2 separate regions of the Homo sapiens genome follow, and region 1 is linked to region 2. Evidence: read pairs that join two places in POLR2A ChIA-PET (ENCODE). Cell type or tissue: Caco-2. All regions are shown on one strand. Each heading gives the region's core, and the rest is flanking DNA. Links, peaks and the distances in the headings are about the cores only. Region 1 overlaps GTF2H5 (general transcription factor IIH subunit 5). Region 2 overlaps SYTL3 (synaptotagmin like 3).

Region 1 (16,101 bases), core at 5,130-9,129, 480 kb after region 2:
AATACTGGACATGAGCTTTGAGAAAGAGGAACAAGAAAACTCCAAGATTTTTCATCTGAGCAAATGGAAGACTGGAGGAGATTTTTACTGAGATAAAGAGGAATGTGTAAGATCTGCAGGTAAGATCAAGTTTGGTTTTAGGGTGGGCATGGTGGCTCATGCTGTAATCCCAGCACTTCGAGAGGCCTAGGCTGGAGGACTGCTTGAGGTCAGGAGTTAGAGACTAGCCTGGACAGCACAGTGAGACCCTGACTCTACTAAAAAAAAAAAAGGTTTAGTTTTTGATGTTATATTTTGAGATGCCTACTGGCCCCTGAGTGAAGAAGCTGAGTAAGAAGTGACCACCGAGGTAGAAAGAAAACCCAAAGAGTCCTGAAAGCGATGTGAACAAAGGCTACTCAGGAAGTGGGAGTGATCAATTCTGTCAAAGGCTTATAGGGTATAGCAAGGGCTGAAAATTGATCCCTGGATTCAGAAAGTCACTGGACCTTGGCAATAGCAGTTTTGGTGGAGTCATAATAGGGAAAGCATGACTGGAGTGGGTTTCATATGGGAGGAAAGAAATTAGAGACAGTGAAGAGAACCAAGTCTTCTCTTTACTGAGAAATTTTGCTACAACGACCAGAAAGGTAGACTGGAAGCTAGGAAGAGGTGTGGGACTCTGAACAGATGGGAATATCAACAGACCATAGGTCTGGCGAAGTTGAAGAAATGATGGAGTGAGGTATGAGAGGGAGTGAACTGGAAAGAGGAGGTGGTGGTCAGAGTCAGATGCCTGAAATGAGACTGAAGAGCTGGCACGAGGGTAAGGAAGGATAGGTCTAGCTACAACTATGTGAATGAGTGGCTGTGATGAGGTGGAGGACAAGCTCAGTGGAAGAGGAGGCCAGGGAACTGGGAGAACAGGGTATCTAAAGGACTACCCACACGGATACTAACATCACTAAGGATTTGAGAGAAGAGCTACTGAAGATAGTTTTTTCAAGGGAAAACCTTCAGGACAGATTGGGGTGTCTGTAGATGATTATAAAGAGGAGGGTTGGTGGGTAGTCCACTCTGATGATCTGGGATTGATAACTGGGGGTTTCTATGGAAGAGGGAGGGAGAATTTCTGGAAGTGGCAATAATAAGCAAGGTACTGATCCTGTTTCCTGACCCAATGGTACAAGAGGGTGCCTTTGTAGAGGAAAAAAGGCACCACCTGATAAGGTGGTGGGAGAAGCAGTGAGCTCAGGACAAAGTCAGGTTTTGTCACAGCAAAAAAGGAAAAGGTGGGTGGGGGAAGGAAAAAGGAAAGTTCAGAGAAGAGGCTGAGGCTACAGGGCATCCTGCTGCTGCCATCTCACTATGTCCCAGAGGGCAAAGTGGAAAGGATTGCGGTGGGTAGGTGGGGGAGGGTGGTGGGTAGGAGATGGTGAACAGGGCCATAGATCATGAAAATGCAAGAGACAGAGATAGCTTGGGAGTCTGTGGTTTATTGGGTGACTGAAAAAAAGGAAAAATCGGCATATAAGGCTTAATGAGAATGAGGATCTCCGGGATGACACTGACATGCAACTGAATGGCAACAACAGCTGGTGACAGGAGGATGAATGGGGTATTTTACAAACAGAGCATAATGGTCACTGATTTAAGCAGATACAAAAAAATGTTAAACTTCACATTTTCAGCAATTCTCTAATTTGAGTATTATACAGAATAAGAATTTAAATGAAAAGATTTTCTAGAACAGTAAGACACTGTACACTGAGAAATTTCAGAGGTAAACAATTGATTAATTATTGACAAAGAGCACAGGTGGAAACATAAAATAGAAAAAAGCTTGAAGAGCAATTCTAGAAGGAACGTGGGGTTGATGAAGCAGGTTAAACAGGGTGCTTCCCGATGATATTGCAGAAAGGAAAATGAGGCCTATAGGACAGAGAAACCAAAGTTTCAGTTTCTTGAAAACCATTGTTTTTCTACTCAGACTCTTTAAAAATTTAGTTGTTTCCCTCAAATCTTCCTTGCACATACAAATAAAGGTAGAAGGGGAGGGACTGGTGGGGAGAATAAAAGGAGAGTAATTCAACAGTAGACAGGTATGATGGCTGGGGAGGGGAGAGTCAGACAAAAACCTGGACTTCAGTGCTCTACAATTAAGCTTTCCTTGCAAACAAGGGAGGACTCATATGACCGTGGTGCCCACTTCACTCTCCAGGCCCCACAAGTACTTCAATATATTCTATAAAAATCATAGAGGTTTCTTAGTATACACTTTACACAATGGGATTGTAAACCAAAAATAAAGTTCTAAGCACCCCACCCCCCATCTGCCAACTGACTGATGGACCCTCCCCTTGGCTAAGGGCATTCCAAAGTTAACCTGAAAAACTAGTTCAGGCCATGATGGGAATGGGGGTTGGGCATGCCTCATACCCACCTCCCTTTGAATTCAGGCATAGCTGACCAGTATTAACATTAAAACAGAGATCTTGGCCGGGTGCGGTGGCTCACGCCTGTAATCCCAGCACTTTGGGAGGCCGAGGCAGGCGGATCACGAGGTCAGGAAATCAAGACCATCCTGGATAACACGGTGAAACCCCATCTCTACTAAAAATACAAAAATTAGCCAGATGTGGTGGCAGGCACCTGTAGTCCCAGCTACTCGGGAGGCTGAGGCAGGAGAATGGCATGAACCTGGGAGGCGGAGCTTGCAGTGAGCCAAGATCGCGCCACTGAACTCCAGCCTGTGCAACAGAGCGAGACTCCATTTCAAACAAACAAACAAAAAAACAGAGATCTTAAGACCCAGGTAACAGACTTTTTGTAGGAATAAAACACCAAATTCCAGCTTGACTTTTGTAAAGCATCACATGGCAGATGGCAGGCCCTGAAAGAAATTGTATTTTACACCAAAATATGTTTCTTTGACATATTTTGAGACGGCCCTGCAAAGCTGTCTCTTGTGGGAATAATCGACTCTGTAGAGACTCTCCATTCCTTTCCAGGTCTTTTCCCTGATCCAGGGGAGTCTGGCACCTTTTTAGGTCTGATAAGAGCTCTGGGCCAGGTGCGGTGGCTCACATCTGTAATCCCAGCACTTTGGGAGGCTGAGGTGGGTGGATCACCTGAGGTCAGGAGTTCGAGACCAGCCTGGCCAACATGATGAAACCCCGTCTCTACAAAAAAATACAAAAATTAGCCGGGCGTGGTGGCAGGCGCTTGTAATACTACCTACTCAGGAGGCTGAGGAAGGAGAATCGCTTGAACCCAGGAGGTGAGGGGTGTAGTGGGCCGAGATCACACCATTGCACTCCAGCCTGGGAGACAAGAGGGAGACTTCGTCTAATAAGAACAAAACAAAACAAAACACAAAACAAAACACAAAACAAAACAAAAACAACTCTGAAGCCTGCTACCTGGAGACTTCATCTGCGTGATAAAACCTTGGTCTCCACAGCTCTTTACCTTAACCCACACATTCCTTTCTATTGATTCCAGGTCTTTAGATAATAACTCTTTCAATCAACTGCCAATAAGAAAATCTTTGAATCTACCTATGACCGGGAAGCCCGCCCCCCATTCCCCTTGCTTTGAGTTGTCCTGCCTTTCCAGACTGAACCAATGTACATCTTACATGTATTGATTGATATTTTGTCTCCCTAAAATGTGTAAAACCAAGCTGTAGCCCGAACACCTTGGGCACAAGTTGTCTGGACCTTCTGAGGATATGTCATGGGCATGTCCTTAACCTTGGCAAAATAAACTTCAAAATTGATTGAGACTTGTCTCAGATACTTTTTGATTTACAGGACCAACAGTTGTTTTGTGTTAGCCCTTTAAAATAAACTTTGGATCCAAATGTAACAGTAATAAAAGACAAACTGGACATTGAAACATTGCTGTCTGCATGTGATAGATTAACTTGTTACAGTTTGAGCTCAGTACATTCAGATGACACCAATTTATTCTCAGTAACTGGCTACTACTAACAGGTATTAAAGGCAGCAAGAGTTAAGTGGTTATGAAGACTTTGGGAATTTTCTAAATGGAATAAATTTACATCATCTTAATGAAGTCAGAGCTAAACCACTAAAACCAAGAAGCGCCTCAGGACTCATATCTGTGCTGAATCATCACACCAATGCTTTCAAAATGTTTGCCATTTGTATACCATCCTTGCTATTTTAGCCATCTCTTGTAACATCTCTGTTGCAAATCACTTAATATTTTTCTTTAAATTGCCTTTAAATCAACTAACGTTTCATCTGGCATAAAACCAAGAGTTTGATATGTCAGTTTCCTCTTCTCCTCAAATAAATTAAACTGGTCATATAAAAAATTTTTTTGCTCTCTTTATTTTTTTTGAGACAGAGTCTCACCGTCACCCAGGCTGGAGGGCAGTAGGCGTCATCACGGCTCACTGCAGCCTTGACCTCCTGGGCTCAGATGATTCTCCCACCTCAGCCTTCCCAGTAGCTGGGACTACAGGCACATGTCACTGCACCCAGATTTTTTTTGTATTTTTTTGTAGAGATAGGGTTCTGTTATGTCGAACTCCTGGACTCAAGCAACCCACCCGCCTCGGCCTCCAAAAGTGTTGGGATTACAGTTGTGAGCCATTGAGCCTGGCCTATTTTTCTATTCTACTCCCCCAAAATGTATGTTCTTCAAATCATCTTGAACACTAATGGTATTCCGCACACTTGGGGAAATATGCTAACTGACAAATGAGACAGCTTAGAGGAATGACTGGCCAGTGAACACTGAAATAACGCTTTAATATCAATCGCTTCAAACTTTTTTTTTTTTTTTTTTTGAGACAGGGCCTCACTCTGTTGCCTAGGCTGGAGTGCAGTGGCACAATCCCAATTCACTGCAGCCTCAACCTCCTAGGGATGAGGTAATCCTCCCACCTCAGCCTCCTGACTAACTGGGTCTACAGGCGCACGCCACCATGCCTGGCTAATTTTTGTATTTTTTGTAGAAATGGGGTTTCACCACATTGCTCAGGCTGGTCTTGAACTCCTGGGCTTGGGCGATCCTCCAGCCTCGGCTTCCCAGTGTTGGGATTACAGGCGTGTGCCACCGTGTCTGGCATGCCTCAAACTTTTGAAAGACAATTTGAGATTGAATTTTCAAGCATGTACCTGAAGTAAAGATAACATGTAATGATTTAAAAAGACTCTTTAATTATTAAAAAAAAAAAAAAGACACTCAAAGTTTAAGGGACATTTTGTCATGAAACACAAAGAGCCTGGAATATTCCTATCTGAACACAGAGCCATTCCACTTCTATATTGAGAGTAGCAGAAAAAAAAACAAAACCCAAAGCCAAGAGCATATATACATACTTGAAGTCCCAGGATCAAGGCTATTGTACAGAAAAGAAACAACTTTGCCCTGGAAGTGTGAAGGGCAGATATCATGAAACCTTCTCCTAAAGAAGCTTAGTATAGCTCCTATAAAGTATGACTCTGAAAAGGATTATAGCATGATAATGGTATAATGGTAACCAGGATGATGCAGTGAGCTGTAAAATAGTCTGGTCAAAGCTGTCAGCACTGACAATCCATCAGAACAATCTTGGCTTAGTCAATGGTAAACTATCTTTCTTGATAATAACTGGCCAACAGATATTACTTAAAAAATTTTTAAGTATTACTCCATAAATTCCATATATCCTGGGAGTAGACTGTCTTAGGTTTATTTCCCCTTTAAAAGCATTTTCCAAAGTGTTTTCTGAGTCTGGGTTTTGTTCAATCTGAGATATGGGTGTCTAGATTAGAGCCCAGAACATTATAGGTGCTCAATAACAATTTGGTACATGAGTAGGGTCTTAAGAGAAGAGACACCATAGGAGACATTAAGTTAACCAGAAACACAGCTACCATTTTCCCAAGAAAACATATAATAGGGGTTTTACTGTTACAAAGACACAAAAGTCTAAAGAGAGTACTGGACCCAGAAAGCCTAGCCCCAGACCCCAGCTCTGCCAACCAAAATATGTATAATGTATAAAGTTACTCAACCTCTCAACTTCTCAGGCTTCTAACTAGAAATGAGAACAGGAATTCGATGCGGCTCCTCCTTCACATGTTTTTCCTTTTTTTTTTCCTTTTCTTGTCCCACTGATCAGAAAACCCAAATCACTACCTTGCTGGTGATGTACCCGCTAACCCCAAGGCTTTAATTATACAAAGAAAATAGCCATTCTTCTGTGCTCTCATGTGTAACCATGCCTTTTACTTAGGAAATCTAAGTATCAAACCAAGGTTGTGGAGTGTCCCACCTTGGAAAATAAAGCTGAACAACTGAGTCACTTCCAAGATGGCCAAATAGGAACAGCTCTGGTGTACAGCTCCCAGCAAGATCGACACAGAAGACAGGTGATTTCTGCATTTCCAACTGAGGTACCTGGTTCATCTCATTGGGACTGGTTGGACAGTGGGTGCAGCCCATGGAGGGCGAGCCGAAGCAGGGCAGGGTGTCGCCTCACCCAGGAAGTGCAAGGGGTCAGGGGATTTCCCTTTCCTAGCCAAGGGAAGCTATGAGTGACTATACCTGGAGGAGCAATACACTCCAGCCCAAATGCTGCACTTTTCCCACTGTCTTCGCAACAAGCGGACCAGGAGATCCCCTCCTGTGCCTGGCTCGGTGGGTCCCACGCCCACGGAGCCTTGCTTGCTGCTAGCGCAGCGTCTGAGATTGACTTGGGACACCGGAGCTTGGTGGGGGGAGGGGTGACCGCCATTGCTGAGGCTTGAGTAGGCGGTTCCATGCTCACAGTGTAAACAAAGCAGCAGGGAAGCTCAAATTGGGCAGAGTCCACTGCAGCTCAGCAAGGCCTACTGCCTCTCTAGATTCCACCTCTGAAGGCAGGACATATCTGAACAAAAGGCAGCACACAGCTTCTCCAGACTTAAACGTCCCTGCCTGACAGCTCTGAAGAGAGCAGTGGTTCTCCCAGCATGGCATTTGAGCTCCGATAATGGATAGACTGCCTCTTCAAATGGGTCCCTGACCCCCATGTAGCCTGACTGGGAGACACCTCCCAGTAGGGGCTGACAGACACCTCATACAGGCAGGTGCCCCTCTACGATGAAGCTTCCAGAGGAAGGATCAGGCAGCAATATTTACTGTTCTGCAGCCTCCACTGGTGATACCCAGGCAAACAGGGTCTGGAGTGGACCTCCAGCAAACTCCAACAGACCTGCAGCTGAGGGTCCTGTCTGTTAGAAGGAAAACTAACAAACAGAAAGGAGTAGCATCAACATCACCAAAAAGGACATCCACACCAAAACCCCATCCATAGGTCACCAACATCAAAGACCAAAGATAGATAAAACCACAGAGATGGGGAGAAACCAGAGCAGAAAGGCTGAAAATTCCAAAAACCAGAACACCTCTTCTCTTCCAAAGGAACACAACTCCTCACCAGCAAGGGAAGAAAACTGGATGGAGAATGAGTTTGACGAGATGACAGAAGTTGGCTTCAGAAGGTCGGTAATAACAAACTTCTGTGAGTTAAAGGAGGATGTTCTACCCATCGCAAGGAAGCTAAAAACCTTGAAAAAAGTTTAGACGAATGGTTAACTAGAATAACCAGTGTAGAGAAGAGCTTAAATGACCTGATGGTGCTGAAAACCACAGTACGAGAACTTCGTGAAGCACATACAAGCTTCAATAGCCGATTTGATCAAGCAGAAGAAAGGATATCATTGATTGAAGATCAAATTCATGAAATACAACAAGAAGACAAGATGAGAGGAAAAAGAATGAAAAGAAATGAACAAAGCCTCCAAGAAATATGCGACTATGTGAAAAGACCAAATCTACGTTTGATTGGTGTATCTGAAAGTGACGAGGAGAATGGAGCCAAGTTGGAAAACACTCTTCAGGATATTATCCAGGAGAATTTCCCCAACCTAGCAAGGCAGGCCAACATTGAAATTCGGGAAATACAGAGAACACCACAAAGATACTCCTCAAGAAGAGCAACCCCAAGACACATAATTGTCAGATTCACCAAGGTTGAAATGAAGGAAAAAATGTTAAGGGCAGTCAGAGAGAAAGGTCAGGTTACTCACAAAGGGAAGCCCATCAGACTAACAGCGGATCGCTCCGCATAAACCCTACAAGCCAGAAGAGAGTGGGGGCCAATATTCAATATTCTTAAAGAAAAGAATTTTCAACCCAGAATTTCATATCCAGCCAAACTAAGCTTCATAAGTGAAGGAGAAATAAAATCCTCTACAGACAAGCAAATGCTGAGAGATTTTGTCACCATCAGGCCTGTCTTACAAGAGCTCCTGAAGGAAACACTAAACATGGAAAGGAACAACCGGTACCAGCCACTGCAAAAACATGCCAAATTGTAAAGACCATCGATGCTAGGAAGAAACTGCCTCAATTAATGGGCGAAATAACCAGCTAGCCTCATAATGACAGGATCAAATTCACACATAACAATATTAACCTTAAATGTAAATGGGCTAAATGCCCCAATTGAAAGACACAGACTGCCAAATGGGATAGAGTCAAGACCCGTTGGTGTGCTGTATTCAGGAGACCCATCTAATGTGCAAAGACACACATAGGCCCAAAATAAAGGGATGGAGGAAGATCTACCAAGCGAAAGCAAAGCAAAAAAAAAAAGCAGAGGTTGCAATCCTGGTCTCTGATTAAAAACAGACTTTAAACCAACAAAGATCAAAAGAGACAAAGAAGGCCATTACATAATGGTAAAGGGATCAATTCAACAAGAAGAGCTAACTAACCTAAACGTATATGCACCCAATACAGGGGGACCCAGATTCGTAAAGCAAGTTCTTAGAGACCTACAAAGAGAGTTAGACTCCCACACAATAATAACAGGAGACTTTAACACCCCACCATCAATATTAGACAGATCAATGAGACAGAAAATTAACAAGGATATCCAGGACTTGAACTCAGCTCTGGACCAAGTGGACCTAACAGACATCTACAGAACTCCCCGACCCAAATCAACAGAATATACATTCTTCTCAGCATCCCATCACACTTATTCTAAAATTGACCATATAATTGGAAGTAAAACATTCCTCAGCAAATGTAAAAGAACAGAAATCACAACAAACTGTCTCTCAGACCACAGTGCAATCAAATTAGAACTCAGGATTAAGAATTCACTCAAAACCACACAACTACATGGAAACTGAACAATCTGCTCCTGAATGACTACTGGGTAAATAACAAAATTAACGCAGAAATAAAGATGTTCTTTGAAACCAGTGAGAACAAAGATACAACGTACCAGAATCTCTGGTACATATTTAAAGCAGTGTGTAGAGGGAAATTCATAGCACTAAATGCCCACAAGAGAAAGCAGGAGAGATCTAAAATCGACACCCTAATATCAAATTAAAAGAACTAGAGAAGCAAGAGCAAACAAATTCAAAACCTAGCAGAAGACAAGAAATAACTAAGATCAGAGCAGAACTGAAGGAGATAGAGACAAAAAAACCCTTCAAAAAAAAAAAAAATCAATGAATCCCGGAGCTGGTTTATTTTAAAGATCAACAAAATAGATAGACCGCTAGCAAGACTAATAAAGAAGAAAGAGAGAAAAATCAAACAGACACAATAAAAAATGATAAAGGGGATATCAACCCGATCCCACAGAAATATAAACTACCATCAGAATACTATAAACACCTCTATGCAAATAAACTAGAAAATGTAGAAGAAATGGACAAATTCCTGGACCATACACCCTCCCAAGTCTCAACCAGGAAGAAGGTGAATCTCTGAATAGACCAACAGCAGATTCTGAAATTGAGGCAATAATTAATAGCCTACCAACCAAAAAAAGTCCAGGACCAGATGGATTCACAGCCAAATTCTACCAGAGGTACAAAGTGGAGCTGGTACCATTCCTTCCGAAACTATTCCGATCAACAGAAAAAGAGGGAATCCTCCCTAACTCATTTTGAGGCCGGCATTGTCCTGATACCAAACCCTGGCAGAAACACAACAAAAAAAGAGAATTTTAGGCCAATATCCCTGATGAACATCTATGCAAAAATCTTCAATAAAATACGGGCAAACCGAATCCAGCAGCACATCAAAAAGCTTATCCACCACGATCAAGTCAGCTTCATCCCTGGGATGCAAGGCTGGTTCAACATACGCAAATCAATAAATGTAATCCATCACATAAACAGAACCAATGACAAAAACCACGATTATCTCAAAAGATGCGGAAAAGGCCTTCGACAAAATTCAACAGCAGAAAAGGCCTTCGACAAAATTCAACAGCCTTTCATGCTAAAAACTCTCCATAAACTACGTATCGATGGAATGTATCTCTTATTATCTCATAATAAGAGCTATTTATGACAAACCCACAGCCAATATCATACTGTATGGGCAAAAACTGGAAGCATTCCCTTTGAAAACCGGCACAAGACAAGGATGCCCTCTCTCACCACTCCTATTCCACATAGTATTGGAAGTTCTGGACAGGGCAATCAGGCAAGAGAAAGCAATAAAGGGTATTCAGATAGGAAGAGAGGAAGTCAAATCATCTCTGTTTGCAGATGACATGATTGTATATTTAGAAAACCCCACCATTTCAACCCAAAATCTTAAGCTGATAAGCAACTTCAGCAAAGTTTCAGGATACAAAATCAATGTGCAAAAATCACAAGCATTCCTATACACCAATAACAGACAAACAGAGAGCCAAATCATGAGTGAACTCCCATTCACAATTGCTACTAACAGAATAAAATACCTAGGAATACAACTTAACATGGGATGTGAAAGACCTCTTCAAGAACTACAAACCACTGCTCAAGGAAATAAGAGAGGACACAAAGGGAAAAACATTCCATGCTCGTGGATAGGAAGAATCAATATCGTGAAAATGGCCTTACTGCCCAAAGTAATTTATAGATTCAATGCTATCCCCATCAAGCTACCACCGACTTTCTTCACAGAATTGGAAAAAACTACTTTAAACTTCATATGGAACCAAAAAAGAGCCCACATAGCCAAGACAATCCTGTGCAAGAAGAACAAAACTAGAGGCATCACGCTACCTGACTTCAAACTATACTACAAGGCTACAGTAACCAAAACAGCATGATACTGGTACTAAAACAGATATATAGACCAATGGAACAAAACGGAGGCCTCAGAAATAACACCACACATCTACCACCATCTGATCTTTGACAAACCTGACACACACAAGCAATGGGGAAAAGATTCCCTATTTAATAAATGGTGTCGGGAAAACTGGCTAGCCATATGCAGCAAACTGAAACCGGACCCTTTCCTTACACCTTATACAAAAATCAACTCAAGATGGATCAAAGACTTAAACATAACACCTAGGACCATAAAAATCCTAGAAGAAAACCTGGGCTTCATTCAGGACACAGGCATGGGCAAAGACTTCATGTCTAAAACAAGAAAAGCAATGGCAACAAAAGCCAATAATGACAAGTGGGATCTAATTACACTAAAGAGCTTCTGCACAGCAAAAGAAACTATCATCAGAGTGAACAGGCAACCTACAGAATGGGAGATTTTTGCAATCTACCTGTCTGACAAAGGGCTAATATCCAGAATCTACAAAGAACTTAAACAAATTTACAAGAAAAAAGCAAACAACCCCATCAGAAAATGGGCAAAGGATATGAACAGACACTTCTCAAAAGACGACATCTATGCAGCCAACAGATATATAAAAAAATGCTCATCATCACTGGTCATTAGAGTAATGCAAATCAAAACCACAATGAGATACCATCTCACACCAGTTAGAATTGCGATCATTAAAAAGTCAGGAAACAACAGATGCTGGAGAGGTTGTGGAAAAATAGGAATGCTTTTTTTTTTTTTTTTTTTTTGAGATGGAGTCTCGCTCTGTCTCCCAGGCTGGAGTGCAGTGGCACAATCTTGGCTCACTGCAAGCTCCACCTCCTGGGTTCATGCCATTCTCCTGCCTCAGCCTCCTGAGTAGCCACCATGCCTGGCTAATTTTAATAGAGACGGGGTTTCACCGTGTTAGACAGGATGGTCTCGATCTCCTGACCTCGTGATCCGCCTGTCTTGGCCTCCCAAAGTGCTGGGATTACAGGGATTACAGGTGTGAGCCACCGCGCCCAGCCAGGAATGCTTTTACAATGTTGGTGGGAGTTCAACCATTGTGGAAGACAGCGTGGCGATTCCTTAAGGATCTAGAACTAGAAATACCATTTGACCCAGCAATCCCATTACTGGGCATATTCCCAGAGGATTATAAATCATTCTATGATAAAGACACATGCACATGTATGTTTATTGTGGCACTATTCACAATAGCTAAGACTTGGAACCAACCCAAATGTCCATCAATGATAGACTGGATTAAGAAAATGTGGCACATATACACCACGGAATACTATGCAGTCATAAAAAAGGATGAGTTCATGTCCTTTGTAGGGACATGGATGAAGCTGGAAACCATCATTTTCAGCAAACTATCACAAGATCAGAAAACCAAACACTGCATGTTCTCGCTCATAAGTGGGAGGTGAACAATGAGAACACATGGACACAGGGAGGCGATCATCACACACCAGGGCCTGTGGGGTGTTGGGGTCTAGGGGAGGGATAACATTAGGAGAAATACCTAGTGTAGGTGACGGGTAGATGGGTGCAGCAAACTACCATGGCACATGTATACCTATGTAACAAAACTGTACGTTCTGCACATTTAACCCAGAACTTAAAGTATGATAACCACTGCAACCACAGATGCTGACCACATACTGTACCCTTCATGTGCTTTACCCAGCGCAGCCTGCATACCTTATCCCTGATGTCAATTCCCATGCTTTGCCTAATCAAAAAGTCCCCATCAGCTTTTTTGGGGGTCAGCCGCAGAGTTCTTACTACTGTACTGTCTCCCTTGCATTTGTGGATAAACCCTGAAATAAAAGCCTCATCTGGGAAAACTGTATAGCTCTGTGTTAATTTTTATTACATAGGGAGCCAAAGAGCCTGTGATCTGTAACAGCAATGTTAGTACCATAGCTACACTGCAAAGTTGATGGACTACAGAATATTTCTAAAACATCTTGCTCATAGTAGGTACTCAAATGAGCAATTAAAATGCCAAGACCATGTGAGAGGATATAGGCAGAGAGGTTTAAATTACAATTAGTTCTATCCCTATCAAATGATTTACTGTTGGGAACAGGCACCCCAAAATCTGGCCATAAACTGGCCCCAAAACTAGCCATAAACAAAATCTCTGAAGCACTGTGACATGTTCATGATGGCCATGACACCCACGCTGGAAGGCTGTGGGTTTACTGGAATGAGGGCAAGGAACACCTGGCCCACCCAGGGCGGAAAACCGCTTAAAGGCTTTCTTAAACCACAAACAATAGCGTGAGTGATCTGTGCCTTAAGGACATGCTCCTGCTGCAGATAACTAGCCCAACCCATCCCTTTATTTTGGCCCATCCCTTTGTTTCCCATAAGGAATACTTTTAGGTAATCTATAATCTATAATCTATAGAAACAATGCTCATCCCTGGCTTGCTGTTAACAAATAAGTGGGTAAATCTCTGTTCGGGGCTCTCGGCTCTGAAGGCTGTGAGACCCCTGATTTCTCACCCCACACCTCTATATTTCTGTGTGTCTGTCTTTAATTCCTCTAGCGCTGCTGGGTTAGGGTCTCCCAGACCGAGCTGGTCTCGGCAATTTACTATTTCAATTACAAAACCATTAACCTATGAATATATATGGTATAATTCTAAGACATACGTATATCCTTTTAAAAAGCAAACATAGGCTGGGCGCAATGGCTCACATCTGTAATCCCAGCATTTTGGGAGGCCGAGGTGGGTGGATCACGAGGTCAGGAGTTCAAGACCAGCCTGGCCAAGATAGTGAAACCCCATCTCTACTAAAACTTCAAAAATTAGCCAGGCATGGTGGCAGGCACCTGTAATCCCAACTACTTGGGAGGCTGAAGCAGGAGAATCGTTTGAACCCAGGTGGCAGAGGCTGCAGTGAGCCAAGATTGTGCCACTGCACTCCAGGCTGGGTGACAGTGAGACTCCGTTTCAAAAAAAAAACAAAAGCAAACACAATATTATACTTAGTTTTATAATGGAGAGATAGTATATGTAACGTTTAGTAGCCTGGGCTCTGGAGCCAGAATACCGGGATTTAAAATCCCAGTTTAACAATAGCTATGTAACTGAGCAATTGATTAATTGATACAAAGTATCTCACTTTGTACATCCATAAATGGAGATGACAGCACTTACCTCAAAGGGCTGTTGTGAAAACTAAATTAATATTAGCAAGTGCTTAGTATAGCACATGTCACATGGAAAACAGCGTTAGTACAGGAATCCAGGTGTTTTCACTTAACATCATTGTACAGTGTCATTTCCCTGAATCACTTAAAATGTCTGCAAATATTTTAACAGCTATATTATTTGATTAAAATATGCCACAATCAACAAATTTCTTTTTCTAGCACATTAAATACATACATTTTTATTGGCAGTTCTGATCATTTCCTAAAATTTTTTTTTTTTTTGAAATGGGGTCTCACTGTGTTGCTCAGGCTGGAGTGCAGTGGCATGATCTTGGCTCACTGCAACCTCTGCCTCTTGGGTTCAAGTGATTCTCCTGCCTCAGCCTCCCCAGTAGCTGGGATTACAGGCGTCCACCACCATGCCCAGCTAATTTTTGTATTTTTAGTAGAGACAGGGTTTTACCATGTTGGCCAGGCTGGTCTCAAACTCCTGACCTCAAGCCATCCACCCGCCTCAGCCTCCTGAAGTGTTGGGATTACAGGCGTGAGCCACTGCACCCAGCGATTTCCTAAAGATAAACTTATAGAAACGGAGTTATTGTGTTAAAGGATATAAAAGCACAAAACACCCATCACAAGTTGCTTACAGTTGTTTCTTGGGATTACACTTCCATCAGCAGCTTGGTGGGGTGCTTGCTTTTTAAAAGCTATGACTGGAAGACAACAGCCTCCTCATTTAAAAGCTATTTTGATATACAACATGCTAAAAGGAGGCCTAGTATACACATCTGTTTCAAACTAAAACTTTAATTTATCAAGAATCCCATCTTATTCACTGTGAATCTCACTGTAGGAATAGAGAGGCTCTAAAGGAACATTAATAAATTTGGGATTTTGGCTGAGATCACAAACCTGGACTCAATTCTGTTAACAAAATTTATTCAGTACACAAATATTTACTAAGCCATATCTATATATGTGTATGTGTGTGTGTGTGTATACACACACACACACACACACACACACACACACACATCTCAGGCACAGTTTTGGGTGCCTGGAAAACTTCAGCGAACATGGCCCTACTAAGAGGCAAAGGCTGAGAAAAGATTTATACATGCTGAGAAAAAAACAGAACAATGGTTAGACTGGTTTTGCCATACTTCTTACTTCGCTTCTCATAAACGATATAGCTTTAGAAGCCAAACTCATAAGGATAAGTGTAGTTTAATAATACATATTTCTCCAGATTCTTTGCTATTGTGATGTAAACTGGTTGGAATTTGCACCTTGGCAACAAATCTTTGCTGAAGCACTTGCCAAACCAATTGTGGCAACTGTTATACCAGAGGTCTGCTCCAGCATCTGGAACTGGACACAGACATACTGTGGTCATGTGTTGCTTGCTTTGGTAATTGCTTGGTGGCTAGATTTGGGAGAATACTTAGTGTGAGCCTGGCAATTGATGGTGGATCCCAACAAAGAGGAAATTTTCACCAACCTTTCAGTTTTGACATAAAAGTGCAAATTTATAAACATAAAACTTCTTTTATAGCCTTCAATTTTAGTATTTGATAAGCCCTTGGGAGTTAAGATTATATCCAAGTGCCCTGATTTTTCAATTCTCTGAAGGTGAGAATAAATGGCCATCATCATAATTTGGTTTACTTCTTTAGCAAATCTCTGCAGACTCAAAATCAGTTAAACTTAACTGATAGAAATGGAGTTTAAATATGGCAGTTAAGTGAAGCCAATCTAAGATATATGTGGATCAGCACTATATAAGCTATTACACATCAGTTTCT
Region 2 (16,101 bases), core at 5,928-9,927:
TAGCCAGGCGTGGCAGCAGGTGCCTGCAATCCCAGCTACTTGGGAGGCTGAGGCAGGAGAATCGCTTGAACCTGGAGGCAGAGGTTGCAGTGAGCCGAGATCACACCACTGCACTCCAGCCTGGGTGACAAGAGTGAAACTCTGTCTCAAAATAAATAAATAAATAAAAGACTCTGCCCTCCCAGGACAAGGCTCCTAGCAGGCGGGAGAGGACTGGAGATTCAGAAGGAGGCCTGGGGGCCGGGGGGACCTGGGTTGCCATCTTCACTCTGTTCTTACTGATATGACATGGACAAACCATCTTGTGTCTCTAATCCTCCACTTTCTCAACTGTAAAATGAGGATGAAAGTAGTAGCTACCCCACACGATTGTTTTATGCTTTTAATAAAACATTAAAAGACTATTCCAACCATGGATGTTCTGGAAGTCGTCTTGAGCCACTCAGCCTGCCTCATCTCTCCCTCTCTGAGCTCCCAGGGCCCTTAGCAACTTGGCACTCAGTTCTCTAAGAGAAAACCTTCCCTGAAGACAGAAACTTTATCTTAAATGTCTTCTGGAACCTCTCAACACAAGATCAGGGCCAACACCTGCCACAGGCCTCTTGTTCTGCAGCAACCTGCGAGTTGGTTGGTTGGTTTTGGTCATTGCTACCCTAGCACTTCCCCTTTCTTGATTTTAAAAACCAATTTTCCTCATCTTGTTCCTGTCACAGATCCACTTTTTCTTGAGAAATGAGCCTGAAGCGAAGGAAGAAGCAGGGGAGACAATGATCGGGGTCAAAAACCTTTTCTAGGTCCCCAGATGTGCGACAGTTATGAATGTCAAAGATTCTAAAGTTTTACAAAGTCTCATCTTTCTTTTGGTCCTAAAGAGGAGGAGGACAGCCCAGACTGGATAAAGCTGGAGAGAGGACAGAGGGCTGCGGGGACAGGGAGCAAGGCGAGGGGAAAGAAAATGCACATCACCACAAACTACTTGGCTCTCTCCCCTCCCGACTTCTCCTGTTAATGCACTCATAGTAATGCAATGACCTTAAGTATTTTGAAAACCAACCTCATTTCAAAATAAGGAAGCTGGGGTTTTAGAAGTCGTATTTCATGTACTTAGAGGGTAAAGTTACAGTGCCTGGGACACAAGACTCACTAGGGCAGAGATTTCAACACTGTCAGCTTCCTGGGAGATTGCCTCAGACCTTGTCCTCTTGTTTTGATTTTTCGTTTACAGTTCATTGGTAGAAGAAGAAAAAATGCTGAGAAATGTAACACCCTGCCCAGCAATGTTTATTATTAGACTTCAAATATATATGGTTGGTTGAAATGGGGAAGAAGATACTGAGACCTTTCTAGAGATGATTTGGAATTGCTCTCTATGCCGCCAGGGCAGCTCACAGTAATTATTTTTTGCTCTCAAGCAAGGAAAAGCCTGAAGGACAATGGCTTCAGCAAACCAAAGAAACATGAGATGAGAAGGCGAATTCGGCCACCGTCCGTGCGACTTGGCACGCTGTGAGCGAAATGGACGGAATGCAGTTCAAGAGCAAAGAAATCAGGTTGAACCACTTCACCTCTCTGGCTAGATGACTGAAATACAGTAAGCCTTGCAAAGGGACAGGACACTTAAGTAAATGAATGCCAGGGCGTGCGTTAAACACAGCCCTCCGGATTTAGGGGGAAGAAACCCCAGCCACAATGCCCACACTGTGTAAGTGCCTCCCACAGTCTTTGTCCCTGGGGCACTCACACATCTGTGGCAATATTTAGAAGTTGTTTTCAAATCTCAGGGTCTCTGATGACTCCCATTCACACCAGCCTAGTATTCCTTCCCTTCTCCGAAGTTCTGTGATGTCCTTGTGCACCGTCTCCCCCAGCAGACGGAGTCACCCCTCTAGTGTTTTCACGGAGCTCATGGCCAGTTCATTCTTGCTTTGAACAGCAGGAGTCTAAGCCAAGTTGGCTCTTTATCGTTTTCAGAATGGGGAACGCAAAAACACCAATTCCATGTTAAAACTGGTATTAAAACCCCCTAAACACCAATTGATAACTATAAACGTAGATTCAGTCTGTCACTAAAGGGAAGCATGTCCATTTCTTTAGCTGAGTATTAAAGACAGGTCAGCTTCAAAAACGCAGTATTTAAAGCCTCAGATGATTACTCCAATATTCCCTAGATTATAATTTACTCCACTGGTACTGAAGGAGATAAATTAAGTGCTAAGAAAATGACAGCACTTAGTTAAGAGACCCAAATGAATCTGAACTCCTGGGTTAGCCCATCCTTCGACTTAACAAACTTTTGTTGTTTAAACAGGTTCTCACTCTGTTGCCCAGGCTGGAGTGCAGTGGTACAATCACAGCTCCCAGGTTCAAATGATCCTCTCATCTCAGCCTCCTGAGTAGCTGGGACTACAGGCATGCACCACCACACTTGGCTAATTTTTGTATTTTTTTGTAGAGATGGGGTCTCACTACGTTGCCCAGGCTGGACTCAAACTCCTGGGCTCCAGCAATCCACCCACCTTGGCCTCCCAAAATGCTAGGATTACGGTCATGAGCCACCACACTTGGCCCAAACTTCTGTAAATGAAAAAAATGTTGCTACATAAAATTTATTTTTGGATGAAGATAACTTCCAAGGCTAGAAAGGTAGCTCCCTATCAGGCACTCGGTACACATTTACTGGCTGAAGGTGAGGAGTGAGTGCTCTCTTTATGAGCGGTTTGTAAAGAGGCCTCCTCCGAGACCTGAATCAGTGGGAGGGATCCAACCACCGGCCATGCTTACCTGTCCTCGAAGCACACCGTGCACTTCCAGGCATGGGTCCCCCTCAGGAACACTCGGCACTGGGCACACACGCGGTGGCTGCAGCCCCGGCACACGGCGCCCCGGTGCAGCAGGAACCCCAGCACCTGCTGGCAGCGCGCACAGCACTTCTCTTTGTGCTCCCAGTCCGTGTTCTTCGCTCCTTTCCACCGGAGATGCTGCAGGTGTGTTTTCAGTTTCCTGCAGCCCTCAGAGTTAAAGAAGATAGTATTAGATGGAACACCTGACCCCAGGCTATAGGGCAAGAGCCCAGGCAGTAACCCCCATGGCAAGGGAAGGGGCTTTGGCATTCGACATCCCTGGACTCCAACATGGCTGTGTGAACTGGGCTCTCACTCAACATCTCAGAGTCGAGTCTCAAGGGTTTTTTCAACCGTGAAACAGGTGATATGACCTTACCTCCCAGGGTTGCTGTGAGGACTAAATGGCAAAGTATAAATAACATGCCTGGGGCAGAGAAGCTCCCTGCTAGGTCCATCCCTTCCTGCCCAAAGGCTGTTATGATAGTAAGCAAGAATAGTGAAAGGAGAGGAAAAGACACTGAAAGGAGCATCCATTCTAATCTGCAAGGCATGGAATAATCTAGAAACACACAGCATACATCCTGCTATGGGTATAAGTTGCCCAATAAAATCAACTGATGCTATGCTTTTGCTACATTTTTTTTTTAATAAGTGGTCAGCCCACTCCCCTAGACAAATAGCCATAGTGCAAAGAGATACTGTATTGGACCAAAAAGGTGTCATTTACTAGCACGCTCTTTTATGAATGTCTGTGATACCTACTTGTAGAAAAGATGAGCCAATCCCAAGAAACAAGATGACATCAGAAATGCACTTTAAAATTCAACTTTCAGGATCTACCCTAGAATTAGTACCCTTTGAAATACAACTTTGTTATCACTATGTCTATGTCACTTTGTTAATATTCAAAAGGATGTCTCAAATCACTGAAAGATCTTTCATCATCAAATAAAATTTCACTTTTCTCACTGTATTATAGTTTTTGTTTTCGTTTTTTTGTTGTTGGTTTGAGACAGAGGCTTGCTCTATTGCCCAGGCTGGAGTGCAGTGGCGCGATCTCAGCTCACTGCAAACTCCACCTCCCAGGTTCAAGGGATTCTCCTGTCTCAACCTCCTGAGTAGCTGGGATTACAGGCACCTGCCACCGCCCGGCTAATTTTTGTATTTTTAGTAGAGACAGGGTTTCACTATGTTGGCCAGGCTGGTCTCAAACTCCTGACCTCAGGTGATCCGCCCGCCTCAACCTCCCAAAGTGCTGGGATGACAGGCGTGAGCCACCACGCCCAGACTGTATTATAGTTTTTAATGGAAGAAAGTTTACAAGTGCACTTAGAAAGCTTTGAAATAACAGGGAGGATGAAGAATACTATACCAGAAAATTCTCCTCACTCCTCAAGCATTTGGTTGTCCAAAGTTTTGTTTTCTAATGTGTTCTGCCATTAGAAACCAAACCCTCACTTCCTCCATAGACATTGATAAACAAGCGCCAACCTGTTTAAAGATGGATCTTGACAGCTAAGGCGGAACACTGCTCTGCTAGAGTTCAGCACGCTTTTCTAAATGCTGACCCATATCAAACGGCCCGTGCAGCTTAGAGACAGACAGGGAAGAGTTCCCTGTTGGCAAAGCGGTCAGGAAACAGGCTAAGCAGGTTCATATTTTATGCTCCCCCTTCCTCAAAGCCAGCTGGGAAGCAAAAGCGAGCAAAGAAAAAAAGACAGGGCTGGATTCCATCAGAGTTGCTGCTTGTGAGCCTCTTTCTTTGCTTTTCTTTACACCTCCCGGCACCGTCAAAAATGAGGTAGGAAAACCCTTAACTGGAGGTCTTTCCTTAAAGAAGGGGTAAACTGGAAGCCTGAAAATGTCCCTTGAATGATTCCCACGAAGTCGGCAAACAGACAAGCAGATGGCAGACAGCAAACTTACCGCCCAAAGGCACCGTTTTAAATGAATAACAAGAGCGGCCTCCCTCCTCCTCCTGAGCGTCCTCTACGTTTAGTTACATAAGGAGGATCATCTCCACCAACAGACCTTCGTTAGGACCCTTCTCAGGCACGAAGCCCAGCAGCAGGTGGGTAGTGATTTGTAAGCAAACAGCATTGGCGACGGAGTGGCAGGCCCCAAGCAGAGAAAGCTAAACACCCAAAGTGACCCCCCGGGAAGGGCAGCCTACCGTGTCCTCTCCTCCTCTGTGTTTTGAACCGCCTGGTCTCGGTACAGGACCTGGAGAATGGCCTCGCGTTCTAACTCCTTGAGAGCACTCAGATCTATTTCTTGGGCCATTTCTTCTCCGTTTTCGTTGACCCAGGTTGGAAGAGCTTCACTGCATGGACCAAGCGCTCACGCCCTGCAGATGAGCGGCGGAGGCCAGCTGCAGCCAGCCTTGTTTAAAGAGCTCCCTCTCCTATTTCACTGGCAACTGTTTTGCTTGTGGTTCTTTTTTCCTTTTTAACTGTGTCATACTCCTTAGAAGAAGAAAGCCTCAAGAAGTTCTGCGTTTGTCGGAGTTACGGCTCGCAGAGCCTCGTGCTACCCGGGGGGTGTTTTCACCGGGTTCTGCAGCAGCTGCTGACATCCATCTAAGACAAAAGCATATCTCTTTTCTGAGGTTTCACCAGAGATTGTTATAAATTATCCACAGCTGCAAGCAGATAATTTCTGCAAAGCAGAAGTAATTTTCAAGCCAAGGAAATTTAGAAATAGCAATAAAAAGAGTATCAGTGACTCATAGAAGCTAACCTTCCATTTAAGATGTTTCCAGGTCAGCAGGAACCATCATGAAAAGCTCAGCCCGTTCAATACCTGCAGAAAAGAAAACAAAAAATGGCAACATTTTTCTTGGCTTAAGTATCTCTGCAGCATTACTTCCAAAAAGACAAAATATTCTACACAAACCCTTGCATTTTCTGCTCGCGGTGATAATGTAAAATTTTAAATTTGCTTAAATAACACTTCTCATATTTCTAAAAGCCTCAAACTTCCAAACTTGAATTTTCCTAATATGGATTCCATAACTTTAGTGGTCAGAGGACGTAAAAGTCTGTGTTTAATGTACATTACCCTAATTGAAGAAATACTGGAAAAATGACATTCCCAACTGTTGGCTATTATTTTTACCATTAACTTCAACACTCAAAAAATGTTTAATCAATTAAGGATGTATGAAGCAGCACCACCACAAGCTCAGCCTATCAATTATTTACAGTCTTGAATAAGTTTCATGAGCTGCCTTATGCATTAGCTCTTGTTTTTGTTTAATGACAGCTGAAAGGTTCTGCATACATCCTTTTATCCAGAAAATGCAGAAGATCAAATCAATATACTTCCTATAGTACCATTTTTGTTATTAAATCTATGGGAATCCCTTAGTGATAAGACGTCCTTTCAATGCTTTAAAAGCTAAACTTCCTTTGCTAGGCTTCAAAAAAAATCTGCATTATATTAATTTATGATCCATGGCAAATTAGTGAATGAGAGGCTAACAGAGCTCTAAGGTAGCATTTCCTTTAAGCAAAGGTTCTTAACCTTTTTCTTAATCTTTGGTAGTCTGGTGAAGCCTACGTATTTAAACGCATAAAATAAGGTATGCTGTGTTACATAGGAAGAAATTGATTATACTGAAATATTTAAAAATTGTAATATAGTAATATATGTGTTCCTTGATGCATGAAATATTAAGATCTAGCAGTGATCTAAGGACTCCCAGAATTTCAAAGTAGTGATGAATAGAAACAATGTCTTGAGATAGCTACAACATATCATGTGGTATGAAAATATCTGTGATTTCTGTTGGTGACAAAGTCACAAGTTCTGCTGATTCTACTGTGGTTTCTTGCCTATATCCATATTTTAAGAAAATGCTAAATTTGAGTTAAAGGTTAATAAAAATAAAGATTTAATTTTTTCTCCAAGTTCATGGGCCTACAGGCCAAGATTGCTCAGTTCAGGAATTCAATATTTGTCAGTTTCCCTATTGTAAAATAAAATTAAAATATATTATTCATCCCAACTGCAGAGGTTGCATGAGGAACAGAAAACCCAGAGCTCTGAAAAGGGATGTTCTCGGCTTCTAGTCTCTGACAAAGCACCCACAAGACCTGTTCTCCAAAGGCCTCCTCTCTAGATGAAGGGAAAATCACAAAGCAACAAGGACTTTAGGTTCTTACCTGGCTGGGCTGGTACCTGACTATGCCAGCAGGGGCAACGCCTCTTCCCTCCTTAGATCCAGGTTCCAGATGAACAGGCAGAACTGGCATCCCTCAGTGCCCCAAGGCTCTGAGTCTCTGGAAAAGAGGAAAGTAATAGAAAACTGTGTGTGACCAAGTGCCAAGTGGCAAGGTGCAAATTAGCCATCAAGTCACCAACTGCACGAGCCCATTCTTCTCAACTTGCCCCTCAGTTCTTCATGCTGTCTTCTTATTTCCACTCTACTAATCGTACTACTGGGTCCAGAGCCATCTGGTTTGTCTAATTCTTGAGTTTTCATTTATTTATTTTGAGACAGGACCTCATTCTGTCACCCAGGCTGGAGTGCAGTGGCACCATCATGGCTCACTGCAGCCTTGGCCTCCCAGGCTCAAGCAATCCTTTAGCCTCCGCCTCCCGAGTAGCTGGGACTACAGGTGCGGGCTACCATGCCTAGCTAATGTTTTAATTTTGTAGAGATGGGTTTCACCATGTTGCGCAGGCTGGTCTGGGCTCAAGCAGTCCTCCTGTCTCAGCCTCCCAAAGTGCTAGGTTTACAGGTGTAAGCCACTGCACCTGGCTCTCGAGTGTTTTTAGTGAAGAGTTTTTGCACCTGGCTGCAAACACTTGCTCTGTGCACTGTGCTTTCTTTTCATGTGGCTGTTTGTGCTCCGTTCTCTGGCTCTGGTCTCCAGTACTCCAGGTAAGCAGGACCACATAGCTGCAGTATTGGCTGGTAATGACACCACTCAGTGAATCTGGTGGGGGAATCTGAAATACTCAACCGCTCGCTCATACAGGTGGCTATTAGGTCTTAACGCACTTCAGAAATACAGGGTTCAATGATCATTACAAAGCACTACACTTACTTTCCCAAACCCCCGCCTGTGGGCCCCAGGTGCAAGTGTGGGAAACGCCCTTTCGAAGGCTAAGAGGGAGCTCACGCTCCCCCTAGTGCCCATTCACTCCGCGTTACAGAAAAATGAAATTCAGTTCATTTCCTGGATCCATTCATCCAGTCATTCAGTAAATATTTATTGAACACCCCAGGCGCTGTTCCGGGTTTTTTTGTTTTTTGTTTTTTGTTGTTGTTGTTGTTTTTGAGACGGAGTATTGCTCTGTTGTCCAGGCTGGAGTGCAGTGGTGCGATCTCGGCTCACTGCAACCTCCGCCTCCTGGGTTCAAGCAATTCTCCTGCTTCAGCCTTCCGAGTAGCTGGGATTACAGGTGCCCGCCACCACGCCCGGCTAATTTTTGTATTTTTAGTAGAGACGGGGTTTCACCATGTTGGTCAGGCTGGTCTCGAACTCCTGACCTCAGGCCCTCGGCGTCCCAAAGTGTTGGGATTATAGGCATGGACCACCACGCCCGGCCTGTTCAAGGTTCTTAAGGTTCATGACTTGACTGACTGGTCATTTATACCCTATTCTACATCTAACAAAAATATGATGCAGCTTACAATAAAAGCTTATAGAAGACAGCTAAAATAAAGTCAGAGAGACATCAGCAGCCAGTGAAAAAGGACTGATAATTCTACTAAGAACAGGAAGTAAAACAGTGACCACTTCAACCTTAAATGTATTTCTGACCTTCCTGGTAGCCAAGGCAAAGCAAAACAAAACGAAATGAAAAGTCAAGATGCTGTCTATAGCTTTAATACACTGAAAGAAATACAGAAAGACATCCTCAAAATGCAAACGACTAAGACAATTGCCCAGGTGCAGTGGCTCACGCTTGTAATCCCAGCACTCTGGGAGGCCGAGGCGGGCGGATCAACTGAGGTCAGGAGTTGGAGACCAGCCTGACCAACATGGTGAAACCCTGTCTCTACTAAAAATACAAAATTAGCCAGGATTGGTGGGACATGCCTGTAATCTCAGCTACTCGGGAGGCTGAGGCAGGGGAATCACTTGAACCCGGGAGGCAGAGGTTGCAGTGAGCCAAGATCGCACCATCGCACTCCAGCCTGGGCAACAAGAGTGAAACTCCGTCTCAAGAAGAAAAAAAAGAAAAGACTAAGACGATCAACTCCCTAGACAGACAGCTCCTTCTGGCTTGGCAGAAGATGTGCAAAACTGTACTTTCTGTATCACTATATTGACCTCAAATTAAAGCCAAGGATATAACACTACATTGTAATTCACTGGAAGTATTTCAAATACAGACCAAAGCAGGAAACCTTCTGGTGTTCCCAGTTGCCTGGGACTGAGCTTAGAGAACTCGAGGTATGTGTATTCCGCATTCATCCCATCATTGTTACTCTTCACTTTTAGAGACTTTGATCCTAGTTTCTCTAAACCTTGATTCTAGCTTCTATAAACCATGTCACTCAAGCACTTGGTTAGCACTTAGAACAACAATCAACCAACCCTATGGTTTAGCAACTACTATGAGTAAAGCCTTCTATTGATAAGATTGAGACATACCCTCTTTTTTTGAGATGGAGTTTCGCTCTTGTCACCCAAGCTGGAGTGCAATGGCATGATCTCTGCTCACTGCAACGTCCGCCTCCCAGGTTCAAGTGATTCTCCTGCCTCAGCCTCCCGAGTAGTAGCGACTACAGGCGTGTGCCTCCATGCCTGGCTAATTTTTTTTTGTATTTTTAGTACAGACAGGGTTTCACCATGTTGGCCAGGCTGGTCTCAAACTCCTGACTTCAGGTGATCCTCCCACCTCGACCTCCCAAAGTGCTGGGATTATAGGCGTGAGCTACCGCGCCTGGCCGACGTACTCTTCTGTTTAACTTTGGAAGGTCCACTCCAAAGAAGGGGTAACTTTTTGCAACGATCCAAGAGGTATAGCATAGAGCATCATCCTATGGTAGCATCAAGATTGACCAGAAAGCTATGAAGGTCATTTCTCTTTGGTTTCCAGTGTTCCACTGGTGTCCCCACTGGCTTGATGGCGTTGGGCATTCGATTGAACCACAGTTGCTTCATTTCAGCGGGACTCGCTCCAGCTTTTCAATGAGTGCAGTACCATACCCCCATCTTTAGGAATGTGTGGAGTATATATGATTGTCACAGCGACAAATAACTGTCTTGCATTTTCATATAAATCATACAAGTCATTTAGGCAAAAAAAAATTTTAATTAACAACAGAATTTAACTCATATTTAAAAGTATATTTTGCAGGGTTTTGTACACTCCAAATGTTCTAGAAATGCAACTAGTGGGCCGGGCGTGGTGGCTCACGCCTGTAATCCCAGAACTTTGGGAGGCTGAGGCAGGCGGATCACGAGGTCAGGAGATTGAGACCATCCTGGCTAACACAGTGAAACCCCGTCTCTACTAAAAATACAAAAAATTAGCCGGGTGTTGTGGCAGGCGCCTGTAGTCCCACCTACTTGGGAGGCTGGGGCAGGAGAATGGCATGAACCTGGGAGGCAGAGCTTGCAGTGAGCTGAGATAGTGCCACTGCACTCCAGCCTGGGCGACAGAGCAAGACTCCGTCTCAAAAAATAATAGTAATAAGTTAAAAAAAAAAAAAGAAATGCAACTAGTGTGTAAATGGAAGGAAGACTATTTTGTTTCATTTCAAACTTTAACAAGAATTTTTTATTGTTTCAGAAAGACATCATGGAGGGCAACATTGCTTATGGTACTGGAATCACTATGCCATGTATTGATGGCCCGCGTCTGCAGACAATGTCCTTAATATGATTTGATGTATGCAAACATCTGACTATTTCACCTTGTCTTCTCATGCAGTTTACATATACAAGTACATATTATCATTCACTATCCCTTTACTTCTTTTCTTTTGAGACAGAGTCATAGTCTATTTTTCCAAGACAAAGTATGCCTAGGTGACAATTTACTCATTTTAAAATTATCTTTCAGGTTTTTTGTTTTGTTTTTTCATAAAGTTTTTCCTAGCCATTAACAGTTTCTCTTTTTTTCTTTTTTCTTTTTCTCTCTTTTTTTTTTTTTTTTTTTTTGAGCCAGAGTCTCGCTCTGCCACCCAGGCTGGAGTGCAATGGTGCAATCTCGCCTCACTACAACCTCTACCTCCCAGGTTCCAGCGATTCTCTTGACTCAGCCTCCTGAGTAGCTGGGATTACAGGCACGCGCCATCACACACGGCTAATTTTTGTATTTTTAGTAGAGAAAGGGTTTCACCATGTTGGCCAGACTGGTCTTGAACTCCTGACCTCAGTTGATCTGTCCGCCTCGGCCTCCCAAAGTACTGGGATTACAGGCATGAGTCACCGTGCCCGGCCACTACTAAGGGTTTTTAAGGTGGCAGATGGAGTTAATTAGTAAACTGAATGAGCCTATAGTAAGTACCAGGAAGATCAGAGATAACTTCCAAACACCTCACAGCATTAGCAAGAAAAAGTGAACCTTTACAGATTTAAATTCTGGTCACTTACACTAGCAAGATATGAAAAACCACATGGAGTTACTTTACATAGTCTTAAAAATGGATAAAACAAATGTAATTCTCTCTTGAATGCTTTTGGTTTTGTGCCATTTTGAAGTAGAACATGAGGTAGTCAAGGAATTCTGTGAAATCTATTAAAATTCGCTGCATATTTCTCCACACTGTCCCGCCATCACCACACAACACCAGGTTTGTGCTTCAGGCCCTTCTACAACAATAGAGTAAGGGAGTAAGGTGGATGATTTTTTTTTTTTTGAGACAGAGTCTCGCTCTGTCGCCCAGGCTGGAGTGCAGTGGCACAATCTCCACTCACTGCAAGCTCCACCTCCCGGGTTTACGCCATTCTCCTGCCTCAGCCTCCTGAGTAGCTGGGACTACAGGCGCCTGCCACCATGCCCGGCTAATTTTTTGTACTTTTAGTAGAGATGGGGTTTCACCGTGTCAGCCAGGATGGTCTCGATCTCCTGACCTCGTGATCTGCCCGCCTCAGCCTCCCAAAGTGCTGGGATTACAGGCGTGAGCCATCGCACCCGGCCAAGGATGACATTTTTAACACTCACAAAGCAGGTAACAGGAATAGTTGTCACAGGGGTCCTGAACTGGCTGCACCCACCTGCTTGCAGGCAAACGACCACATGCAACCACCCAGAGCAGCAGTGATGTTGCTGAATGGACCACGAGGAAGAGGAAGACTGACAGGTGACAGGAAAGGACAGGACACCTGCCTGGCTGAGACGCCACCGCCAGGCCTGGGAGAAGAGGGGAGTTGTGTGAGGATTGGAAAGGAGGAGAAGGCATCTCTAGGGTGAGAGACGGCAGATGTGACAATACTGAGGTGGGAATGTGTCACTCTTCCACTCTCCAGTGAAGTCACGCTGGTTTTCCCTTCCCGTAAACACATTCTAAAGCACAGGCATCCCAGTCGTGACCTCCCGATCCAGTTCTCCTGACTCCTCCATCCTCAGTTCCCACAGAATGCTCGCCACTCCCATACTGACCTCATTCAAGACCATTCCCTGACCACATGCGCTCTGCATTTCCACGCATCGGCCCCACTCTTCCTTCTGCCCAATGAGGCAAGAGATGGGGACAGTCATGAGACCAGGGCTGGGGGCTGGCTGTGTGGGTGAGTAGCTGCCTCTGCCACCGACTTGCTGTTGAGCTGATGATGGGCAAGTTACTTAAGCCCTCTGGGGCTTCATGTCCTCATCTACGAAGTAGACAGGTGCAGCACCCACTTCACGGCGGTGCTATGATGACGAAACGTGCTGATGCATGTGGAGACCTCTAGAGCACAGTGCTCAGCTCATAAGTACACTCAGCTAATGCCGGCTGACAGTCGTGGTACTAACAGTAAGAGCAGCCTCACTCTTACTATTAGCCCTTCAAGGGCCAGATCAAGGCTACCCAGTTCAGAAACTTTCTCCTCATTTACAATAAAGATCCATTGCTCCTTCAAATTTAACTGCTTTCTAATTTGTATATTTCGATGGTGACCCTGATTTCATTCTGTCTTGAGTGTTTGCCTTCTAGGGACAATATCAGATTTCAGCGATTCCCCCATCACCCAGCCAGGAGGCACTTGATGTTTGGCTTGAATTGAGAAACCTGAAGAATATTGCGACACGGAGATTTACTCCGATGTCAAACTTCCTTCCTAGGGCAGGAAGCCCATATTCAAGTACAGCAGGAAGTAAGGACGGGCAGGGGGCAAGTGAGTCCTCACTGCAGAAAACCTCAGTCTTCAGAAATCCAAAAAGCATAGAAAAATCTGAGTCATTTTGGAATTTAACAGGAATCTTTGAAATTGTATGTTAATCATCTCACGCAGGAATTCACAATCTCATAGCTTGAATACGGAAATCTCCTAGGTCCATTTTCCCAGGATGACATTTATTCGGTCACTCCATCATTTGCTCAACAAGATCTTAAATGCTCTATGATGTCCCAAGCACTGAGTCAGGCACCGTCCTCACCTGCTCGGAGCTTAGATCCAGTCTCCTAACTCCCCTGCTACATTTTTGTAATGGTGCCTGTCTTTGTTTTACAGCACTCCATCGATCAGCCTGATTTTATCTGGCAATTAAAAATGAATAAATCCCACACCACAGCACCACCTGGAAGGAAACATTCTCCTACAGCCATGTGGAGAAGCCCCCCCGACACTCAGCCATCCTGTCTCTGTGTCACTTTTGGAGCCAGACAGTCTGGGCTCATACCCAGCCAGGACTCAGCCACGTGCTCTCAGGCCAGCTGCTTCATCTCTGGGAGACTGGCCTTCCTCCTCCGTGACATGGAGCCATCCCTGCTTCACAGGGCTGTTTGGGGAACTCACTGAGTCATCCAGGCACAGCCCTAGAGCAACAGCCAGAACAAAGCAAGCCCGACTCAAAAGGGTTTCTTCTACCCTTCCATCTCCCCTTCAGGAAGGCCCAAGAGTAGGAAGTTAAGCCACTGTTCTGGGATTGGGAGGGACGCGGGCAGCCATGGGGAAAACTTCAATCTAGGTGTTTCCATTGGTCTTTATCTGGTCATGCTGTATCCCAGTGGAACTTCGGCATCCAGACAAACACAGTTTGGTTACGGCATTGAGTGTGTCAGTTCAACACTGATTTTATTGGCCTCTATGTATCAAGCACGTGCCAGATATCGAGGATCTAAAAAGAAGTGAGACTCAATCTCTGCATTTAAGAAGGACCCATCCCAGCCAGAACATGGACACACAGACAAATAACTCATAACATGGTGGGATGAGTACAAAACCCAAGGATCAGAAGGCAAGAGTCACTCCACACAGGAGCAGAGAGGGCTGGTGGGACCAGGGAGGGCTTCCCAGGGAGAGACGTGTGGGACAGCTCCGCCAGGGGACTGAAATAGTCAGCCATGCACTAGGAGTTTGAAACAATGCCTGCTTGCTTTCCTCAGCCTAACAGCAAATCTTGACTTTGGCTTCTAAATCTGGTGAAAGGGGAAAAGTACAAGAAAAGTAAAACCAATGAAGAAAAGAGATGAGGAGGATGGGAAAGGGACACATTGTTTATTCTTAGGGGCCCCTATTTCTTTCATCCAATCATCTATTGTCTCTGAGCAGTCAGTCATCAGATCAAAGGAAATAAATGTTCAGCCCTCCCTGGTACGGGGGAAACGTCACCAGAGTGGAAATGCAGAGATCTGCGGTAGCATGAGTGCGTGTGAATGTGACTGTCATCACCACACACGCTTTCAAGGGAAGACTACAGAACGTTCTCAAAGCCCACAAGCCACAGCCCTGCAGGTCATTTCAAGCGGGCGGCAGCTCGCTCCTGTATTGTTTACCACAGCTATTTCCTTGAGAAGTTTCACAGCTTCAGCGTGCAGCCACCATGCTTTCTGCCTCGTACACAGGGGAAAAGTTGAGTGACTGCATTGTCCTTGAAATTTTACCTGAAAACCTCATGACTTTTTTGCTTGCATAGATTCTTTTTTTTTTTCTCTGAGACGGAGTTCGCTCTTGTTGCCCAGGCGGGAATGCAATGGCGCGATCTTGGCTCACCACAACCTCCGCCTCCCAGGTTCATGAAATTCTCCTGCCTCAACCTCCCGAGTAGCTGACATTACAGGCATGCACCACCATCCTCCGCTAATTTTGTATTTTTAGTAGAGACAGGGTTTCTTCATGTTGGTCAGGCTGGTCTCAAACTCCCAACCTCAGGTGATCTGCCCACCGTGGCCTCCCAAAGTGCTGGGATTACAGGTGTGAGCCACTGCGACCGGCCTGCTTGCATAGATTCTTTACGGAAGCTGATTACAGCCACAAAGGAAGGTGATGAATAAAGAACAGCTCTCAGCTCAGTTCCCTATTCATAGGCTTAAAAGACTCATTTTTGCAACAATGAGACAGCACGCATGCATATCCATCAGAAAGTCTGACACAGAAATGAAGATGTGCGTTTATACATTTTCTGTCTATCTTGTTACTCATTCAGAGGTGGGTTTTCTGGGAAGCGAATGACACCTCAACTTCAGAATCCTTTATTTGCACGGCCCTGTCCAAGGCCCTAGATGCCCTGTACCTGGTTCCCTCTTTGTTTTCCCAAAGTCTCCACAAGTTGTACAAGTTTCAGGTCCCTCAGATATCTCTACTTCACATTAGAAGACTCGGCTGGGTGCGGTGGCTCACGCCTGTAATCCCAGCACTTTGGGAAGCTGAGGTGGGTGGATCACGAGGTCAGGAGTTTTGAGACCAGCCTGGCCAACATGGTGAAACCCTGTCTTTACTAAAAATACAAAAATTAGCCGGGCATGGTGGTGGGCACCTGTAATCCCAGCTACTCGGGAAGCTGAGACAGAATTGTTTGAACCTGGGAGGTGGAGGTTGCAGTGAGCTGAGATCGCGCCATTGCACTCCAGCCTGGGTGACAGAGCGAGACTCTGTCTCAAAAAAATAAATAAGGCCGGGCGTGGTGGCTCACGCTTGTAATCCCAGCACTTTGGGAGGACGAGGCAGGTGGATCATGAAGTCAGGAGATGGAGACCATCCTGGCCAACATGTTAAAACCCTGTCTCCACTAAAAATACAAAAAAATTAGCCAGGTGTGGCGGCAGGTGCCTATAGTCCCAGCTACTTCGGAGGCTGAGGCAGGAGAATGGTGTTAACCCGGGAGGCAGAGCTTGCAGTGAGCTGAAATTGCAGCCACTGCACTCTAG

Evidence for each region. Peaks named below come from ENCODE experiments on the same cell type or tissue, not always from the same donor. Only the 100,000 strongest peaks of a DNase experiment are listed, where the experiment ranks them.
Region 1: POLR2A ChIA-PET joins it to region 2 with 9 read pairs; 1 of 35 experiments calls an interaction of 5 or more read pairs at or near these places.

Annotation. Positions count from the first base shown.
Region 1 is chr6:158,174,241-158,190,341 of GRCh38, reverse strand. The region is part of intron 2 of GTF2H5 (general transcription factor IIH subunit 5); the gene reads right to left. Among named protein-coding and RNA genes, the nearest start is that of GTF2H5, 14 kb to the right of the region's middle. RefSeq lists enhancers at 6,131-6,633, 6,634-7,138. In Caco-2, for the core only: no CTCF peak of the experiment used is centred there; a DNase peak (open chromatin) is centred at 6,761.
Region 2 is chr6:158,652,294-158,668,394 of GRCh38, reverse strand. SYTL3 (synaptotagmin like 3) reads right to left here. Exons shown (of 18, transcript NM_001242394.2): 3 at 7,010-7,126; 4 at 5,017-5,645; 5 at 2,782-3,000. The coding sequence starts at 5,126. Among named protein-coding and RNA genes, the nearest start is that of SYTL3, 10 kb to the right of the region's middle. RefSeq lists a silencer at 7,856-7,935. In Caco-2, for the core only: a CTCF peak has its summit at 7,999 (motif pointing left); a DNase peak (open chromatin) is centred at 7,953.